Regions from separate parts of the Mus musculus genome. Here region 2 is linked to region 1. The links are chromatin loops, found by intact Hi-C in ENCODE. Cell type or tissue: heart. All regions are shown on one strand.

Region 1 (8,000 bases):
AACCAGGGGTACACAGAGAAATTGTGTCTCAAAAAAAAAAAAAAAAAAAAAAAAAAAGATTTAAAAAGAGATTAAATAGATAGACAGATAGACAAACATATTTTTTGTGGCATTACTTACTCGGTAGTTGCTAATAACAAAGTGTGTCCGTTGACGGATTCTCTCTGGTTGTTCTAAAGGATGTGTTGAGGGAGGAAGTGCCTTTTCAAAGAGAAATTCAGAGCCGCAAGGAGAGAGCTGCAGCGTGGACCCACAAGCGTAGTGCACTTGGACGGAATCATCCTCATAGAGCACCATTCGCACCTCAGCTGCCATTCCCATGCCTGGCTACGCCGCCCTTCTCAGCATGGACTGTGGGGGAATGGGGACACAGCAGCACAGGCAGTGTGCTTAAGGCTCAGGAGTTCTGTCAAGCTAAACACATGTATTTCCTAAGAACACAGGGCAACACACCCGCCACCGTGTATCCTCTTACCTTTAGGATCTAAAATAAACTTCCTTCACAAACTGCCTTGAGGAATCCCGAGGACTTTACTCAGACACAGTCAAAACCTAACCTGGGAGGCGCGGACAGCTCACAAAATCACAAACAAACATTTTGTGGTTTACTGTTCCTCAAGTTTAAATTTGTATCTGATATGCTCAGCATCTCATTTCAGATAAACCAATTATACTTTGGTAAGAAAAATATAAGCAATTTGGGCAGGCATGATGGTTCAGCACGTGAAGATTCTTGGCATGCAGGTCTGATGAACTGAACTGCATCTCTGGAATTCACCGTGGAAAAGTGAGAACAAAGTTGTAGCAAAAATATGCATGCCCGCACTCATACATCATACATACATAGAGTAATAATAATACATAAAAATAAAATAAAAACACAGCAAATCAGTTTTAACACATGCAAACCACAGGCCAAAAGAAAAGACCATGAAAATATACAAATATCAGAATACACTGCTCCCCAGTCCGGAACTAAGCAAGTAGTTAATCCAGTCTCTTCAATGTATTCTCACTTCTTCTATTTCATTTCTTACCACCAAAATGCCTGTTTTTACTATGCTTTCCATAACTGTGCGGTGGTGGTGGAGGGCTTCGCTTATGCGCCACTCTTTGCTAGGCAGATGCCTAGGGATGTCTGTTATCTGTAAAATGAGCGGGTTACACAGGACTGCTGTAGGTTTAAGTGAGAAAATACCCATGACAGTGCCTAGCACTACGAAAGCTGCCTTGTAAGGTCCCAGTAAATCTTGTGAATGTCAATTCTTTTCTAACACAAACCCTGTCTCCTGTATTTTCAGTCTCACCAGTCCAAAACAACAACAGAACACTGTTCAGAGACAATACTACTGAGTTCATGTCAATTTCCTATCAATAAAGTACAGTAAACCCCTCCTTGCTAGCACCTCTTACTAATCTTCATGCTATTACGACCTGGCTTTCTCCTCTGCCTTTCCACTGGCATTAATCCATCCACAATGGCCATCAATGTCTTTGTACTAATATCTTAAGACCTCATCCTACTAGACCTACTTGGTCTGTGACTAAGTTGTAGATTGTCCCCTCTCCCAAACTCTTCCCTCCATCCTCCTCCAACCCCACTTTAGGTTAGTGTGATGGTTTGTATATCCTTGGACCAGGGAGTGGCACCATCTGAAGGTGTGGCCTTGTTGGAATAGGTATGACCTGGTTGGAATGGGTGTGTCACTGTGGGTGTGGGTATAAGATCCTCACCCTAGTTGCCTGGAGGTCAGTCTTCCACTAGCAGCCTTTGGATGAAGACATAGAACTCTCAGCTCCTCCTGCGCCATGCCTGCCTGGATACTGCCATGCTCCCACCTTGATGATAATGGCCTGAACCTGTAAGCCAGCCCCAATTAAATGTTGTTTTTATAAGACTTGCCTTGGTCATGGTGTCTGTTCACAGCAGTAAAACCCTAACTAAGACAGTTAGTAAGGGTTTCTTCTCTACTGCCATCTCTGTTGTTACTTTAATCATTCTTATTGATTACTTAAATCAAAGACTCTTCAAGACCTTACCTAATAACGATGGTTACTTTCATCCTCATCTTTTTTTTTATTTTTAAATATGCAAATAAGGTACGCACAATTCAGGCTACCGGTAGCAGCATAGACTTCTATGTCTTTGTTCCATAGAGAAACAGAATCTGATTAAACTATAACAAAAGCACTCCCACCAAAAGCAGATTTCTGCAGCATCCCCTAAATCCATTCTTTAGCTGGAGCCCATTAATCCTAGTTATTTGCACACAGAATTAGATCAATAGTCCTACACTACAGCCTGCAGAGGCCACACAGGCTAGCCCACCACTTTCTCCAAATGTCACTTCCTAATTCCCTTGTTCTGATCATTTTAATCACACTGGCTTTGTAGAGATTGCTCTTGAAAGAAGGTGTTTCTCATCTCAGGAACTTTGCCCTGCTCTCTCTGTCTAGCTTGTCGTCTCCTTGCTTATCATATCACAAACTCTTCATCAGAACTCACATCTCAACACAAATACCACTTGCACCAAGGCCCAACTTTATCACCTAAGCTAAACTACTCCATCCATAATTGCTATCCTAACATATCTTTTGTCCTCATAGACTTTATCAGTACCTCCCACCAGGATAGAAACTCAGACAAAACAGATCTCTCCTGTCTTATTTACAAATGTATCACTGGGACCTCAAATAGTACTAGGCAAAGAAAGCTGTTGGACAAATAAACTTTCATCAAATACAGAAAGAATAAATATTTAAATTCTTCCCCTTGAGTTCACGATATGCGTTGATGACACCACTGTCATCACGATGCTTTCTGCCTGTAACTAGCTTTCTATTGCTTTTTAAAATCTCGCTTGAATTTGGCCCTTTATCTCCTTTTGTTGGAAGCTGAACTCTTATTTACTACAACTATCTTTCTCCCATTTCGTCTGTCTTCAGTGCATCTCTATATTGCCGTCACGGGTTAACTTCCCACAGGTAAGACCACAGTAACTGCTTTACGTCACTTGTTTAAATCCTTGCAACGCCAATAAGCAAACACCGTGATTACAGACGAAGAGACGTATGTGCACACACGCATAGCTCTACCTGGTATTTTAAGAGCAAATTGGTGCTTTGCATCGTTTTATTCACGTTTGCACTCTCACCATTCAACACGTTAGGTCTGGGGGATAACGAACCGAAAACCCTCCTCTGCATGTTGAAGGCTCGTTTTTTTTTTCAAAACAAACCCGGGGAAAGAGAAGGGGGCGGGAAAACACCCTCAGCAAGACCACCGCCAAACTTGCAACACTCACCGGCGGCTGTGGGCTGCGAAGTTGTTCTGCACCTGGAAGGGAGGGCAACCTCGGCCTCCGACCGACCTCTATTTTGCTCAAGTGGCACGAACTGTGCTGTTTGCGTAGCGCTTCTCCACGGTTCCTTCCGTAATGTATTAACTACCGAGAAGCATTTCTTGAGGAAGAAAAATAATCACATCTACGGAAAAACACGGATACAAGAAGTGTTTCGGTTGAAACACCGGTCCAGTCCTCTGGGGCAGCATCGGCGACGCGAGGAACAAAACACAAACAAACAAAACACAAACAAACAAAACACAAAGCGAGGCAGCAGTTGGAGCCTCCCGCACCGAGAGGAAGGGGCGGTCTCCGGAAAAGCGAAGCCGGAAGTCCCGCCTCTTCCATTGCAAAGAGCAGTTCCGGAAAAGACCGGTTTTCCGGGTTGGACTCTGGTCTCCACGTATCGGGTGCTCAGTGTCGGCACGGAAGCGCCGAGTTTCCGTGGGGATTAGGGTTATAGACCAGTTTTACCAGGCGACACTGTCACAGGATAGGTGTTAGCGGAGCTTTAAAATTCTTTAAAAGTAATCGAAGACAAAGACCACTTGTTTTAAGAGGTGCCAGAAAATGTCTTCTAATTCTTAATCTATTGCCATTAGACATGCGTACGACGTCAGCAAAATACGCTGCGGATTAGCCCAATTCACTGGGGTCAGGATGGGGATTGGAGAATGACTGGGGGGACAAAATATTCTATTAGTTATGAGTGTTCCTAAACTAAAAAACACAGCGATCTATGAGAGAATAGAGTCTGAGAAAATACTTCCACTAAAATCTGAGGTTTGAGTTTTTTTGGGTTTTGTTTTGTTTAGTTTGTTTTTGAAACAGGGTCTGTGTAAACCTGGCTGTCTTGGAACTCGCTCTGTAGACCCAGCTGACCTCGAACTCAGAGATCTGTCTGCCTCTACCTCCCTAGTGCTGGGATTAAAGATGTGCTTCACCATCTTCCTGGCTTTGCCCTGCCTAAAAATAGTATTGCATCCAGATTATAGACTGTCCACAAGACACTCTTGGTAGTAAAGCAGACCTCTTTGTGCTGCCTATTGCCCTCAGTATGAGGGTGAGCTCAGAGCAAGGGGGGGGGGGCAGATCTCTCCACAAGGACATTATCCATATGGCCAGAGCTCCAAATCTGGAGTTTTAAATAGGTACTTGCTAAGTACAAGCAAAGGTCAAGGCTCTGTTACAACTCCAAGCAGTCCAAGGGAAAGATGATGTCTCTTTAAGGGGTTGAAGCATGATCAGGGAGGAAGGAGGCCTGAGGTAGTATGGCCAGGTCATTATGGATGGAGCCAGACTCGAAGAAATTTGCTGATTCTAAATTTAAAAATCTCCAGGCAACTTTTTCTTAAAAAACAAACTAACAAAAAAGCTTTATTAGGAATATTTGTTTAGTGCAAGAGCTTTAAGCAAAGCTATCAGTAAGGGATTGGGAAAACAGGATCTAACTCTTCAATTAGCCATCACTTGAAAATATACTGATACAAAGAATGATCTTAAGTAAAGACATCCTTGGACAGATAACAGTCTTCCTTCCTTCCTTTCTTTTTTCTTTTCTTTTCCTTCCTTCCTTCCTTCCTTTCTTTCTCTTTCTTTCTTTTTTTGAGACAGGGTTTCTCTGTGTAGCCCTGGTTGTCCTGGAACTCACTTTGTAGACCAGGCTGGCCTCGAACTCAGAAATCCGCCTGCCTCTGCCTCCCGAGTGCTGGGGCTAAAGGCATGCGCCACCACCGCCCAACCACAGTCTTATTTCTTAATGACCTGTGACAGTATGTACTGTACATTGTGTAGCTGTTTTCTACCCCCACCCTTTCCCCATCTAATGTTTGAGAACCCGAATGGAATTTCTGCTACACGGGATTTCATGTTTTGAAAGATTACTGGGATTGCTGATGGGGAATGGATTGTGGGCAGCAAAGGGTAAACAGGAGAGAACCCCTAGAATGTAGGTTCTCAATACTAAGAAGACAGCAGTTCCAGCAGGAGAGTTAATTATATTCTTGGGAATTACTGGACCTGGGACTTCGGAGAAAAGACTCTAAAACAACCCAATTTCCTGGTTTAGGAAAGGCGGAAGAGGTTATAAAAAAATAAATTTAGGAAAAGTTTGAGCTAGATTTAAATCTTCTAAATTCATTTGGTGAAAATTGTAAGATTTGGTTGGAATTAGGAGATACCCACCTGGAGATCAATGGCTGTTAGTTGAAGATTTAAAAGAAATGTGACATTAGAATGTTAAGGGGGCTGGAGAGATGACTCAGTGGCTAAGAGCACTGGCTGATCTTCCGGAGGACCTGAGTTCAATTTCCAGCACCCACATAGCAGCTCAAAACCTTCTGTTCCTCCAGTCCTAGGGAATCAGACTCTATTCTGACCTCCCTGAGTACCAGGCACACACTGGTGCAGACACACATGCAGGCATAACACCCACACATACAAAATACAACAATTTAAAAATAAAAATAGAAGAAAGTTAGATAAAGTAAGACAAGCCCAGAAACACATTGCAGAAGAGCATAAAGAGAAAGCTAATTATTGTCTTAGATGCCTAGATGCTTTTTAAATTTTGGTGTCAGTATAGAAGGCAAGCTGAAAAACAGATCTATTAGGGTTAGTGAGGCAGAGGCCAGGGCCACTTTACTGAGACTGCATATAGTGGGAAAGAAAACGACCTTGAAGACCGATTAGAGACAAGGAAATGGATAACTATGGGCTACTTGAGAAGGCTGACTATAGGACTCCGGAACAAGGAAACTTAGAAAAACAGATTTAATTTTTTATTTGATAAGAAATGGCATGGGAACAGCTTGTGGGGGGGAAAAAAAGCCAGATTAGAAAAACAACAAAAAGAAACCCCAGTCACTCTTAAGTAACAGAATTCATGAAAGAGGAGGCAGGAAAATCTACTCAGGATGCTTCCTGTAGAGGAGAGAAGATAAAGAAGATACAATTGTGTACATTTGACTGCTAATGCTTTTCCCTAAAACAAATGAGATAATGAAAAGATTAAAGGAGGCAAGAGCCAATTAAAACTGGACGGAGGGAGCACAATGATCACCAGCAGTACAAAGTGGCATCGGGATGCTGAACTTACAATGGCACACATCTACCAGAACCAAACCCAAGGCAAACGGATGCGGCTCTGCTGCGTTCACGGGGTTCAGTCTTGCTAAACCAACACAGCAGGGCCGAGGCATACACAAGCTTACATTCTTTCCATCTGCTAAAATCTAGTCAAAGACCACCAGGCTCAAGCCTGTTAATTCCCAAGAGGAAGGGTTCCTGATCAAAGTCTCTGAGGATGTCCTAAGGGAAGGGGGCCAGGTCTGGGGAAGATGCTGCCTCTGAAGAAGCAGAGTTTGACCCAGTAATAGTTGAACAACGGCAATGCATGGGCAGAGCTGCTGGTAACAAGTCAATAGTTCCACAAGGTGCGCACACTATGGCATTTTAGAGCTGCTCTTAAGACTGGATAAATACATGTTCTGTTAACTTTGCAGCTAGCTCTGTGTGCGTCTGCCCTCAGGACCTGATAGGAAATGGACTTTTGTATGAGCTTTCAGCCATCAACAGGATTTTTTATCTATCAAACATCCTCCTCTCATTAAATGACAAAACTTTTTCTAATTGGGAAAAAACAAAAAAAAAAAACAAAAAAACCTACACTCATCTGTCCTCCTTGCAGGTAAGATTTAATGGGATACTTACAGAATTACCCAAAGACTGTCTGATTTTAAATTCTAGCAACCTCTTGCAGATGAACTCTCTGGTCCTCCCAAAGTCTACATTCTCCATCACTGTGACAAAACCAGTCTAGGAAGATAGAGTAGGTTTTTGCCTTCTAGCTAAGACTGAGTCGGAGTTGATAACCTGATTGCTTGAATAAGATCAGTATTTCTTTTGTTACAGCTCAAGGCTGACAGTTACTGGCCACAGTGCCAGTGCTCATTGAAGAGCACTGTATTACTATTTCTACAACACATTCATGTTTGGGCCTGGTGAAGACACACATTCTACAAGACAATGTGACACAGGACCAACTCATTATACACAGTTACAAATTTAGACCTTATGTACACATTCCTCAGTGGCCTCCTACGGACACAGACCTAGTGGCTCATTTAAAACCAAGAAAACCAGTACTGCCGCACAGCTTCGGAATGACGTTTCTTCCTGTTTTGGTGTGTCCACTCTGAGTCCAGCCAAAATGCTGAGAGGTCCAAGAAAAAAGCAGCAGCCCACCATCGGTAAAATGCCAACGTTCTAGTCAACAGCTCAGGTCTAGATGTAGCTCGGGTCCTCACTGCCATTGAGAGAGGATGGCTCCAACGATGACAGCTTCCAGCTGCTCACACTACCACTAGCCCACTGGTTTTCCTACTAAGGTGGTTTTTAACTTGAGCACTAGGAATCAAACTTAGGTCTTCTGCATGCTAAGCAGATGAACTGCCACCAGACTACCAACACATGTAGATTCTGTGGATAGCCACTTTTGAGTACAGTAATTAGTGACAATGAGGCGAGTGGTCAAATACTGGATGTTTATATACTGACCAGTAGATGTCTAAAATAGATGCAGCTCTGTCTCTCTTATCTAATGTGCTGTAACTAGCATGTTCCAAGACTGCAGGCTGTGCTGGTAGTCATCAAGTT
Region 2 (8,000 bases), 53 kb after region 1:
GAAGGCATTGTTATGATTTTGAAGGCATATGCTGTGAGTCTGAATGAAACTTAAAGGCAGGAGAATCAAAGCTTCAGAAGCATTTTGAGCGAAGGCAGAAAAATACACCCATCTAAAGGTCATGTTATCAGGCTGATAAAGTTTCCAAGGTAACAGTCTGTCTTCAGAAGGCCACGTTTGATCTCTTCTCTGGGCCAGTGTCAGATTCCCAGTTTCCTATATGCTCAGGGAAAGCTAGCAAGCATCTGCTGTTTACCCTGACTGCAGATGCAAACTAACCCCAAAGGGGCAGCTTTTCAGTTACCCTTCTCTCTGCAGTCTCCCTGAAGAGCAATCTTTAAATATGTTAAAGGAGTATTTTGGGGTGGCCTAGCTTGAACTCCCTCATGGTAATTTGTTACTGAAGCCCTAGGATGCTAATGGAGTCTCTATCCTTTATTATTTCCCCAGGTCCCCAAAGATACCATTTATCTTTATACTGATAAAGATTTTTATAATTAGCACTTACCACACAAGAAAGCTGAATTAGTTGAAGAGGTGCAGCCATGCTGTGTTGATCTGGCTGGTCTCCAACTCCTAGCCTCCTCAGCCTCCCCAGGAGCAGATGCCACTGTTATCAGCTAAAGTTAGGTAGATACTCAGTAATTCCCAATACAAGCACTTTTATTAAGTAGATCCAATTGTCAGTTGACATTGTGCTGGCTGTTTGGTATCAGTTTTCTTCTAGTCAATACTGATTAGCATCAGTTCACTTAGTTCATTAATGTATTTATTTCCTGGGATCAAACACTCTTGATTGGTCATCGTAAAATTGAGTTAATCTCAACATCTTGTCCCTTTTGGCAAATGCTTTACATCTGAGCCACACTCCCAGTCTTAAGGTTGGTTCTTTTAAAACTTGCCACTTGGCATGACTGTTAGATTTTACTAAGACTCTTTCTTATCTGATGGAGCCTTTTAGCCAAGAATAATAATCACTGGGTGGTTGGTTTTTGTTTTTTTTGTTTTTTGTTTTTTGTTTTTTTTTTCTTTTTTGGTGTTGTTCTTTTTGCTTGTTTTTGTTTTTGTTTTTGGGACAGTTCTTGTTGGCTAGCCCAATAGTCATTATGTAGCTCATGTTAACTTTGAACTCAGGCAATTCTTTTGCCTCAGCCTCCCAAGTGTTTGGATTACAGGTATGAACCACGCCCATCCAGTTAACCACTATGTTTATAGAAGGGGAGCTTGAAATAGTAAAGTGCTGACAAAATACAATAACTGTGATGGAAATCGATTTAATTTTCTTTTCTTTTTTTCAGACACGGTCTTATGCAGACTGGGTTTACAGGTCAGTCTTTAATTGTTGTGGTAATTACTTACCCCAGTCAGCCCCTTTAAAAACACACACAACCCAGTTAATATATTTATAAGCTATATGCCTAGATTGGGCCGATCTATCTCTATACTGATTAATTCTCCTGCGATGAGACCCCTTGTTACTTGCAGTTTCTCCAGACCATGTGGTTCTGTTCCACACAGGTTTCCACCTCCTCTTCCTCCGTCCTCTCTCTTCCTACTCCTCTCTCCTTTTGAGATCCCCCAGTCCCACCTTTCCCTTCCACTGCCCAATCATAGGCTCTGGCCTTTATTTGACCGGTTAGAATGGGGAGAAGGCTCAATAAGATCACTCTTTGTTGGCGGACAACCCCAGAATTAACATCAAAATACAGATAGCACCAGGGTAAAACACAACATTTAGTAGCACATCTCAGCTTCAGTTTACACTTTAATTTTTTGACTATTAGGTACCTCTTTGATTTTCAGACTTTAAAGCTGATGTAATGGTATGTTACAGTTTTTGGACCTGATGAATTTTCTAGAAGATAACACTATCTTTAAACCTCTGTTGGCCTAAAAGTCTTCTACATTTGACAGGATTTAATTTGTGTATCCTAATGTTGACCTGGATTCAGGGAAATGGGAACCCTCAGACACTGCTGATGGGAGTGTAAGCTCGTGCAGCCACTCTAGAAATCAGTCTGGAGGTTCCTCCAAGGACCTTGAAGTATGACTCAGCCTTGCCACTTCTGGGCATGTACCTTAAGTGTGTTGGCTTGAATAGAAGTGAACTCCATAGGTTCATGTGTTTGAATGCCACGAGTTTGAATTAAGGAGTGGCATTACTTGAGAGGGATTAGGAGGTGTGGCCTTTTTGGAGTAGGTGTGGCCTTGGTGGAGGAAGCATGGGAGTGGGCCTTGGGGATTCAAAAGCTCAACCCAGACCCAGTGTCTGGCTCTTCAGGCTGTCTGCCGATCCAGATGTAAAACTTTCAGCTGCTTCTGTCTGCCTGCCACCATACTTCCCTTCATGATGACAATGGATTAAACTTCTGGAACTGTAAGCAAGCTCCAATTAAATCATTTTTCTTATAAATGTTGCCGTGGTCATGGCGTCCGTTCACAGCAACAGAACACTGGCTAAGACACCAAGGAATCTATATTCTCCTACAGGGACACTCACTTGTACATCCATGTTCACTGCTGATCTATACACAATAGCTAGAAAGCAGAATCAGTCCAGATGTACATCGACTAATGAATGGATAATGAAAATGTGGTATATGTACAGAATGTCATTTTATCCAGCTATTAAGGAAAATGAAATTATGAAACTTGCAGCTAAATGGGTGAAACTGGAAATATTATAAAGAGCAAGGTAACTTCAGTTCATTAGTTTTGTGTATTTGGAGTACGTCAGGAAACCAGAAAAGGGCCAGTGGGGTGGAGAGTTCCCTTAAGGAAGGAGGGATGGTAGAACACTGTGTAAAAATGATTGTGGAACAGTTCCATTAGAGAGGTAGGAGGCAGAGGAAGGAGCAGGACAGGGGAATGCTACTCAAAATGAGGGGAGGGGGAGTAACAAAAACAACACTAAGAAAGAAAGCATTGGAAAACATAGAGTATGAAGGCAGATGCCCTTCAAGGCTAGACTTGCTGATTGTAGAAAAGCCTTGCACGTGAACTCCGAACTACTTACCACACAGTCCGCAGCACAAAAGAGTTTAAAATGGTTAAGGACTTGCCTCATTGTACCTGCAGTATTACTATCTGTTGACTTACGATTATTATTTTAAAACACCGGGCCGAGTCCTTTCCTGCCTTCCAGTTCTTCTGCCACCGGAAGAGTTTACTCCAGATTGCTGTGCGGAGTCCAGTAGCCCAATGACCCTTTCTGCTGTATAAAACACAAGGCATTCTCTAAATAAGGGGTTCTCTGTGGTTCACTTATTTTTAAAAGATACTGAATGTCTGTTTTTTTTTTTTTTCTTCTGCCTGTTAAAATATTTCAGTTAAATTAAAAGCAAGGGGCTGGTGAGATGGCTCAGTGGGTAAGAGCACCCGACTGCTCTCCCGAAGGTCAGGAGTTCAAATCCCAGCAACCACATGGTGGCTCACAACCATCTGTAACAAGATCTGACGCCCTCTTCTGGAGTGTCTGAAGACAGCTACAGTGTACTTACATATAATAAATAAATAAATCTTAAAAAAAAAATTAAAAGCAAGCAAGCAAGCAAACAAACAATCTTACACTGACGTTTCCTTTAGACTCAGCGCTGGGTAAGTTTAATCAGTGTACCTGCAGAGCAAGTAACAGAATCTAATCACTAACCAATAACTAGGTCGTTATGTTTTGATTTCCTTAATCAGGAACCTTAACAGGGACGTCAACTACAATTACATTCTAGACACTGCCTATGTTAATAGTAGCGCAGGGTTTCCTCTTGGCTGGCCTCGCTGTTGAAGCCAAATATGCACATGTGTGTGTTCATTTTCAGGCCTTGACTTCGTTTGTGAGGAATTTAACCCCACCCCCGTCCAGAATGGAAAAACAACGCCCCCATTCCCGCCCTCGGCTTCCTCCCGCCTAAGTCTTCTCCAGTTACAGAAGTTCGGATTTTTTTTTTTTTTTTTTCCTAGAGAGTTAGAGGAAAAGTCCGGCCCAAGAGTGGAGTTATAGTATCCGTTTATTTGCTCTGCTGGGAGACCGGTGAGGAAATCACACTTTGTAACTTAGTCTCCTGGGGGGAAAGAAGAGGTACGAATTCCTAAAAACTTGAGTTGCAGTGCTTGGCATCGGGTTTGATTGACAGAGGCCGATTGAGCAAGAGCAAGGGGGCGGGGCTGCGGGCCTGGGGCCCTGGCAGAGACAAAGGGGCTTCAGCGGCCACCCGGAGGGGACCAGCTGCTGCGCTGTAAGCGTGCATCTGGTGGAGTCTTTTTCTCCTTTGCAGACTGGCGATCGGGCCAAGCGGGTTTGGCAGGAGGCTCGGGGAGGGGGAGAAGGGGTGCCGAAAGGGGGCGCGGGTCCGGGTCTAGGCAGCCCTGTGTCACGTGGTCGCCGCCGCCGCCTCAAAGTTGGGGCTGTTCTTCCGGGTTGGAGGCACAACGCCGCGGGCCAACCCCGGGTCTGCTAGCTCGGCGTGGCGTTTGCTCGCAGCCCGGGGTCGCCATCTGTCCCGCCTGCCGGTCCAGGTGAGCCAACCAGCCCTGCAGCGCCTAGGGGCTGCTGGAAAAGGCGGGCAGCCAGCGCAGATCCCCGGTCCCTCGGCGAAGGGGACCCGAGAGAGAGCAGCAGGGGGGCGGGGTCGGCTGTGTCTAGCAAGTGGGGCGCAGAGGCTCCTGCAGGAGACTGACGGAGAAGGAATGCGGTATATGCCTCGGGGCTCCTTTTGTGTGTGCGTTCTATTGGGGTGACATGGAAAGGAGTGAGAGGGTAGAGGTGGGAACGGAGTCCCGGCAGAAGACAAAGTAAGCAAGTGACAGCTGTGCAGGTGCAGATCTTGGATCCTGGGGTGGGGGTGGGGTGGGGGCAAGGGCTGCAAAAGTTGTACGTAGTCATTTTGGCCCTTAGAGGGACTGGAAGAGAGGTCGTAGAGGACTTTCGATGAATGGTTTACCTAGAAGAATGACAGCTGGGCGCTCCTAAGTTGTACTTGAACTTTGAGAGTGTTCAGGCGGGGTGTCCAGTTAGGTGTATAGGAAAAGATGTGACTGTAGGTCCGGGCTGACTGGTGGTAGTTTCTGAATACTGAGAAAAAGGGGTTTGGATTGGTAAGTCACGGTGGGCTCTATTAGAGGTCAGGGTGTAGTTCTGGCCAGAGCTGGTTCAAACTTGAGAGGCACAATAACTACTATGTAGCCAGAGCCAATGGGCTTCCACAGGAGGTTATAAATAGCGGTCCAGCTGCACGTGCCAGAGGGTGGCAGTTTAGTTGCTGAGGGAGGGGCAGCACCTGTGACAGGAGCCATGGCTGCAGTGGCTTTGGGAGAGGTCACGCTGCCTGCCAGGATAGGGTATTGTGTCCTTGTTGGTATGCCTAGCTTTTAAAAGCATGACTTTGTTTATGCTTGCAGGTGCCCTTTATTTGTCCTACGGTAGTGTGCAGTCCTTAGAAAACTTTGGAGGCATGGGGCTTGCTTGCCCACTGAACCCCCTTTTTTGGGCAAATCTTGGTTATTTTTCCTTTCTTACTTTATTATTCTTATTATACTTTTTTATTTCGAGACGAGGAAGATCTCGGTCTGTAGCCTTGGCTGGCTTGAACGAACTTCTATGTGTAGCCTAGGCTGGCTTTGAACTTGAGTTGCTCCTCCTGCCTTAACCTCTCCGATGCTGGCATTTACAATCATGAGCTACCACCCCAGCTCCATTTTCATTCTTTCTTTTTTTTTTTTTTTTAATTTATTGAAGGGACAGTTTTGGATTATTCTAGTATAAGCAAACAGATAGGGCCAGTTTTCTACGAGGCTATACAAAGTTTTTATTTTCAAAGGAAGAGTCTGGAAACTGTTTCAGAAATATATTGTGGAATGGCCTCAGGATACCCAGCCCTAGTTATTTAAGTGTTCAGTCAAAAAGTATTAGCTGACTTACTCTGTTTAATGCAAAGCAGTGGGCCATGAAAAATAACAAAGTGAATGGAGTAACTCACCAGGATCTTGAGTTCTTTAATCCTCTCTACAAACCAGTGATCAGGGCACTTTGCTACTTTAATCCTCAGACCTTTATGAGGTAGGTTTTTACTATAATTCTGACCTTAAAGACAGAGAAGCTGGGTGATTTGAGAAGGACACATCTGGATAAAGGTAGAGAAGCGGATTCCAACCCAGAGTATACTCTAATCTCTTTACTGTCTTCTTTTGCTAGATCAGGTGCTTTCCCTAGACTCTAGAGTGCTGGTTTTCAACCTTCCTAATGCTTTGGACCCTTTAATACGGTTCCTTATGTTGTGGTGATCCCCAAACATAAAATTAGTTTTGTTGCTACATCATAACTGTAATTTTGCTACTGCTCTGAATTGTAATGTAAATATCTGGTGTGCAGGATATCTGATATGATTGATACCCTTGTGCAGGGTCATTTGACCCCCAAAGGGGTTTTGACAGGTCAAGAACTGCTACTCTAGAGGGTTTTAACACTGGGGAAGGCTGAGGATGTAGCTCAGGGGCAGTGTGCTCTCAGAGCAAGTGTATGGTTCTGGATCCTGTCCTTGGCATCACACACATCAATCTCTGGGGAGGCACTTATCCTTATAACTTACACCAAGTGGTTTAATGAATGCCATGCTAAAATAGGCATTTTATTCTTTTAAACTTGGGGTTGCGAAATTATTATTTTTTATTCATTATGAATTCAAGGCTTAAGAAGTACATGGAAGTGCATAGAGAATTTCAAAGTGAAGAAAAGGGGGAACTAACTCTGTTGGCGTAAACGCGGACTAGACAATGGTTGAGATGTTTTCTGAATCCCTTTCAGAACCATTTATATTCAAAATAGGGCAAGTGTAGGGGCCTTTTCTTGCCAGTAAACCTCCTGATCTTTGATTTATGTGTTTAATGCCTAATAAAGTAGTTTTATTTTTAAGTTTTTTATTTTTAGATTGGGCTTCTGATATATGGTGCCCCTATTACCGATCTGCTCTACATCAAATTATTATTTTCCAAGTAGGCAAGACAATCATGGATTTTCTAGAGTGTAAAACGACCTCAGCAAGCTGTTGCTTGCTACCACTTTTATGGGTTAGTGGATTGAAGCGCTAAGTAGTTCAGGTTAAACAATCAGGAAGTGACAGGCTTGGGCAATGCAGGGGGGAGGGGCTTGGAGGGGGGCTCCATTTGGGCCAGTTTCATTTATTTGCTGATGAGGTCTGGAGAAGCTTTACCAACTCACTGGGGACAGTGCTTGCAGGGAGCTGCTATGACCCAAGAAGAGAAATAAATAGCCTCTGAGATTCTGCCCTGGGGCCATGTTTAATTAAAGGGCATTTAATGAATCTATGAATAGGCAACTCCTGGATTGATAATTCCCATCACCAATGTTCCTTCTCAAAGTTTTAAAGTTTATTTAGGAAGTTCTAGTAACAGCTTTGGGATTTAAAATCAGCTAAACACTTCTCTGGTGCTTGGAAAATTGGTTGTAGAGCCTGCTTGGGTGTGATGCTTGGCCCTGTGAGAGTCCATCTCTTGGATCAGAGCCTGTAGGCATAGTGGGTAGTGCTAGCCAGGTTTGACTGATAGACCTCAGACCCTCTGCTTTTATCCTATTCTCAAAGCAAATGCTGAGAAACACTGGGGATGCAGTAGAGGAACATGGGAAATGTAGGTGTGCCTGCTGTGCATCATGGGGATCTGCCAAAGAGGGCAAAGGTAGCTGAAGAATCAACAGTGATACTTTACTCAGTCCTGCTAGAATCTGCAACAAGTGGCCACATTTTGGTGAAATAAACTTTATTATAAAACACTTGTAAATTATACTGGCCACTGTTGAGAATTGTGTTCAAAAGAGTTTACAGTTATACCCATATCTGCAAGCACCGACTGCATTAGTAAAGATACTATGGGATCTCCCTCCCTCCTTCCCTCCCTCCCTCCCTCCCTCTCTCTCTCTCTCTCTCTCTCTCTCTCTCTCTCTCTCTCTCTCTCTCTCTCTCTTTCTGTCTTATTCTATGTGTATTTACTTT

Evidence for each region. A loop is a pair of places that touch in the nucleus more often than their neighbours do. Peaks named below come from ENCODE experiments on the same cell type or tissue, not always from the same donor. Only the 100,000 strongest peaks of a DNase experiment are listed, where the experiment ranks them.
Region 2: a loop joins it to region 1, with 2.2 times the contacts of the local background. A loop is called at or near these places in 7 of 42 quality-filtered maps.

The regions. Positions count from the first base shown.
Region 1 is chr13:119,458,425-119,466,424 of GRCm38, reverse strand. It overlaps Paip1 (polyadenylate binding protein-interacting protein 1), which reads right to left. Exons shown (of 11, transcript NM_145457.4): 11 at 6,102-8,000. 4833420G17Rik (RIKEN cDNA 4833420G17 gene) reads right to left here and starts at 3,666. Exons shown (of 13, transcript NM_001113550.1): 1 at 3,306-3,666; 2 at 121-414. The coding sequence starts at 321. In heart, no CTCF peak of the experiment used is centred here; a DNase peak (open chromatin) is centred at 3,764; H3K4me3 peaks cover 2,578 bases; H3K27ac peaks cover 1,827 bases.
Region 2 is chr13:119,405,415-119,413,414 of GRCm38, reverse strand. Nnt (nicotinamide nucleotide transhydrogenase) reads left to right here and starts at 4,158. Exons shown (of 17, transcript NM_001308506.1): 1 at 4,158-4,512. In heart, CTCF peaks have their summits at 3,523 and 4,291; DNase peaks (open chromatin) are centred at 3,874, 4,394 and 5,324; H3K4me3 peaks cover 2,445 bases; H3K27ac peaks cover 3,066 bases.